Regions from separate parts of the Homo sapiens genome. Here region 1 is linked to region 2. Evidence: read pairs that join two places in POLR2A ChIA-PET (ENCODE). Cell type or tissue: PC-9. All regions are shown on one strand.

Evidence for each region. ChIA-PET counts read pairs that join two places held together with the same protein. Peaks named below come from ENCODE experiments on the same cell type or tissue, not always from the same donor. Only the 100,000 strongest peaks of a DNase experiment are listed, where the experiment ranks them.
Region 1: POLR2A ChIA-PET joins it to region 2 with 10 read pairs; 3 of 35 experiments call an interaction of 5 or more read pairs at or near these places.

Annotation. Positions count from the first base shown.
Region 1 is chr22:41,304,709-41,307,208 of GRCh38, reverse strand. All of the region lies in intron 1 of ZC3H7B (zinc finger CCCH-type containing 7B), which reads right to left. Among named protein-coding and RNA genes, the nearest start is that of ZC3H7B, 4.4 kb to the right of the region's middle. In PC-9, no CTCF peak of the experiment used is centred here; a DNase peak (open chromatin) is centred at 1,308.
Region 2 is chr22:41,666,019-41,668,518 of GRCh38, reverse strand. No RefSeq gene overlaps it. Among named protein-coding and RNA genes, the nearest start is that of SNU13, 22 kb to the left of the region's middle. In PC-9, CTCF peaks have their summits at 1,492 and 1,693; DNase peaks (open chromatin) are centred at 958 and 1,688; H3K4me3 peaks cover 1,108 bases; H3K27ac peaks cover 2,500 bases.

The sequences.
Region 1 (2,500 bases), 360 kb after region 2:
GTCAGGAGTTCAAGACCAGTCTGACCAACATGGTGAAACACCATCTCTACTAAAAATACAAAAAAAAATTAGCCAGGTGTGGTGGTGCGTGCCTGTAATCCCAGCTACTCAGGAGGCTGAGGCAGGAGAATTGCTTGAACCCGGGAGGCAGAGGTTGCAGTGAGCCAAGATCGCACCACTGCACTCCAGCCTGGGTGACAGAATGAGACTCTGTCTCAAAAAAAAAAAAAAAAAAGAAAGGAGCTGACCTCTGTGGAGGCTCCTGGGGGCTGACGCACAGCCCATCATCAGCCCAGGCTGAGCCTCCAGCCTGGGGCTACAGCACCTCCACCCGCTGCTGTCTGAATAACCTCAGGTCTCCCCTGAGGCTCCTTCCCAGGCCCACACCAGGCCAGCTCCAGAGCCAGACATCCTGGGTTGGCTCTGCAGCTCTGCCCCTTCTGCACTTCACTGAACCTCTCTATGCCACAGTTTCTTCACCTGTAAAATGGGGATAATTACAGTGCCTCCCTCTAGGGCTGTTGAAAGAATTAAATAAAGGCTGGGTGCAGTGGCTCACGCCTGTAATCCCAGCACTTTGAGAGGCCCAGGCGGGTGGACCACTTGAGATCAGGAGTTCAAGACCAGCCTGGCCAACATGGCAAAACCCCGTCTCTACTAAAAATACAAAAATTAGGTGTGGTGGCGGACACCTGTAATCCCAGCTACTTGAGAGGCTGAGGCAGGAGGATCACTTGAACCCGGGAGGCGGAGGTTGCAGTGAGCCAAGATCGTGCCATCCCACTCCAGCCTGGGCGACAAGAGTGGAACTCCGTCTCAAAAAAAAAAAAAAAAAGAATTAAATAAGCTAATTTAGGAAAAAGCACTTGCAACAGGGCCTAGAGAATTGCTGGTTCAGTGATTACTAAATTAATAAAAATTTTTAAACACTTCTAGCTCCTTTCATCTGAGTTTCTTATCCTGATCCCCAAGCATGGGTTATCATTAAATATCATCAAATCTCAGGGCTCCTTTTCAGAAGGGGAAACTGAGGCCCAGAGAATCGAAAGGATCATGACGGCAGAGCCTGACTTGAACCCAATGTCATGTATCTGCCCACTAGACTGTGGCTGTACCAGGTGACCTGTTCTTCTTTATACATCCCTGCCTTTGTCCATCTCAATGCCTCTGCTTAGAACACCCTTTCTCTGGCTTTTCAACCTATCTTTCAGATGTTCAAATGGCACTTCTAGGAAGATCTTCTACTCTTGGGCAAAATAAACCTTCCTCCTCTACATTGGGGCATAATTCAATTTGACAACACAATGGCTGAGTGTGTCATCCTGGCACCGCCTCTGGGGCTGGAGGCACAGAGGGTGAATCAGACCCAGTTCCTGTCCTTGGGAAGCTCAGATTAATGGTCCATATCTATCTCATCCCAAGCTCTAAGCTCCTCCAGGGTGCTGGGCCGGCACCCAGCAGGCACTAAGGAACCAAACTTGCTCAGATCCCCACGCTCAGGGACCGGTCCTCCTTCTACTGCCATTCTGCTTTCTGCAGTTAGAAACCTACTGAGAGTGCTTTCACTGGTCCAGCCCCTCGGGGCCCTGGGATACAGAGCCAGTTTAGGAGAACTCCTTGGTCTTGGGGAGCCTGTTGACAATGCTACCCCAGTTTCATTTGCTAATTCAGACCATCCAGTCTCCATTTTTGTTTTTTTGAGACAGAGTTTCACTCTGTTGCCCAGGCTGGAGTGCAGTGGCGTGATCTTGGCTCATTGCAACCTCCACCCCCCAGGTTCAAGAGATTCTCCTGCCTCAGCCTCCTGAGTAGCTAGGATTACAGGCACCCACCAGCATGCCCAGCTAATTTTTTTTTTTTTTTTTTGAGACAGAGTCTTGCTCTGTCGCCCAGGCTGGAGTGCAGTGGAGCGCTCGGCTCACTGCAAGCTCCGCCTCCTGGGTTCAAGCAATTCTCCTGCCTCAGCCTCCCAAGTAGCTGCGATTACAGGTATGCACCGCCACATCCAGCTAAGTTTTGTACTTTTAGTAGAGGTGGGGTTTCACCATGTTGGCCAGGATGGTCTCAATCTCTTGACCTCGTGATCCACCCGCCCCGGCGTCCCAAAGTGCTGGGATTACAGGCGTGAGCCACCGCAGCCGGCCAATTTTTGTGTTTTTAGTGGAGACTGGGTTTCACCATGTTGCCAGGTCTGGTCTCGAACTCGTGACCTCAAGTGATCAGCTCGCCTTGGCTTCCCAAAGTGCTGGGATTATAGGACAGTCCCTGTTCTTGCTTACGTATCTGAGAGGAAGGTGGTGCAGAGGGCAGGAGCACACTCAAGAGTCAAGAAGGCCTGGATTCAAATCCTGCAGATTGACCTTGGGCTGGGCACACAAATCCCGTGTTCCTCAATTTCTTCATCTGTGAAATGGAGATTATAATGCCCACCCCTCACGGAGCTACTATAACAATTCGAGAGAATGTAAGTCAACTTCCCAGCACAGAAGCAATTGTGGCT
Region 2 (2,500 bases):
GCATGGTGGGGGGCACCTGTAATCCCAGCTACTTGGGAGGCTGAGGCGGGAGAATCACTTGAACCCAGGAGGCAGAGGTTGCAGTGAGTCGAGATCATGCCACTGCACTCCAGCCTGGGCAAGAGAGCAAGACTCAGTCTCAAAAAACAAAAACAAAAATTAGCTGGGCGTGGTGATGCCTGTAACCCAGCTACTCGGGAGGCTGAGGCAGGAGAATTGCTTGAACCCGGGAGACAGAGTTTGCAGTGAGCCAAGATTGTGCCACTGCACTCCAGCCTGGGCGACAGAGCGAGACTGAGTCTCAAAAAAAATAAAAATAAATAAAAATAAAAGGACCAGGTGCGGTGGCTCACGCCTTTGATCCCAGCACTTTGGGAGGCCAAGGCAGGCAGATCATGAGGTCCAGAGTTGGAGATCAGCCTGGCCAACATGGTGAAACCCCTTCTCTACTAGGAATACAAAAATTGGCTGGGCATGGTGGCACATGCCTGTAATCCCAGCTACGTAGGAGACTGAGGCAGGAGAATCACTTGAACCCGGGAGGTGGAGGTTGCAGTGAGCTGAGATGGTGCCACTGCACTCCAGCCTGGGCGACAGAGCAAGACTCCATCTCAGAAAAAAAAAAAAAAAGAAAGAAATGGTCATGTTTGTCTTCTGGATCTTTGTAGTCATAAATAAATAAATAAACAAACAAACAAATAAATAAATAAATGGTCATGCTAAAATTGCAGGGTAGCGAGGAACACTAGAAGTGCTGGCATGGCCCACGAGCCGCCTGAGTCCTCAGAAGATAGAAGTCCACGTAGGATTTGCTTCCATACATGATGCAGAGAAGGTTGCATCAGGGTCCTTACAGTCAGGGGCAGTGTGGCTTAAACAAGAAAGGCTGAATACATAGCTCCCGTTCCAGTAAAACCTGGGTGTGTTTCCTCTCCTAATACGGATGCTAATGAGGATGGAATTTCTGGATAGTCGGCAGGGAGAGGAAGTGGATGACTAATCTCCCTCAGAGCTCGTGGTCCTGCCCTGCCTTTCTTCTGTTTTTTTTGTTTACTTTTTTGTTTTGTTTTGTTTTGAGGTTGGAGTGCATTGGCGCGATCTCTGCTCACTGCAACTTCCGCCGCCCGGGTTCAAGCGATTTTCCTGCCTCACCCTCCCGAGTAGCTGGTATGATAGGCGCCTGCCACCACGCCCGGCTAATTTTTGTATTTTTGGTAGAGACGGGGTTTCACCGTGTTAGCCAGGATGGTCTCGAACTCCTGACCTCAGGTGATCACCCCCACCTCAGCTTCCCAAACTGCTAAGATTACAGGCGTGAGCCACCGCGCCCGGCCTCTTCTGGTTTTCAACAAGACATTAAAACAAGACATTACAGAAGGGGAAAGGCTGAGAGGTAAAAGGCTCATCTTCCCAAGTAACCGCAGTTTTCGTTGAGTGTCATTCCAGACGTTCCCTCTGCACCTGGCCTAGAAGTAAACAGACATATGTGCATCCGTGTGTTTGTTTCAGTTTTGGCCAAACGGATTCGTGTTCTCGAGCTGCTGCGGCGGCCACAAGGAACCCGGATGCCGCTGAGCTTAGCCCGCCAGACTCTCCGGCTTATGGCTCCCAGGCCCAGGCACCCGGCCTGCCTCGTCCGTGGCGCGCATGCGCAGGCCCAGATCGGCGCTCCGCGCCGGCTGTGTCGCCACCTGGCGGATGGAAGCGCGATGGCCGCGGTAGAAGTCAAGCGCCAGAGGGCACTCCATGCGGATACCCAAATCTGAGGTTGCCCAAGTCCCTGATGTAACATGGCGCAGTATTTGCATATGAACTACGCACGGCCTCCCGGATACTTTAAATTATACTCTAGATAATTTACGATACCTAATAAAATGTAAATGCTATGTCAATAATTGTCATACTGTATTATTTATGGAATAATGACAATTTTGTTGTTGTTGAGACAGAGTCTCGCTCTGTCGCCCAGGCTGAAGTGCAGTGGCGTGATCTCGGCTCACTGCAACCTCCTTCTTCCGGGTTCAAGTGATTCTCCTGCCTCAGCCTCTCGAGTAGCTGGGATTACAGGTTCCCACCACCACACCCGGCTAATTTTTTTATTTTTAGTAGTAGAGATGGGGTTTCACCACGTTGGCCAGGCTGCTCTCGAACTCCTGACCTCAGGTGATCCGCCCTCCTCGGCCTCCCAAAGTGCTGGAATTACAGGCGTGAGCCACCGCGCCCGGCGGGCTAATGACAAAATTTAAAGTCTGGCCCGGCGCGGTGGCTCACACCTGTAATCCCAGCATTGTGGGAGGCCTGGCCGGGTGGATCACCTAAGGTCAGGAGTTTGAGAGCAGCCTGGCCAACATGGTGAAACCTCGTCTCTACTAAAAGTAAAAAATTAGCCAGGTGCGGTGTTGTGCGCCTGTAATCCCAGCTACTCGGGAGGCTGAGGCAGGAGAATCGCATGAACCCAGGAGGCAGATGTTGCAGGGAGCCAAGATCGCGCCACTGCACT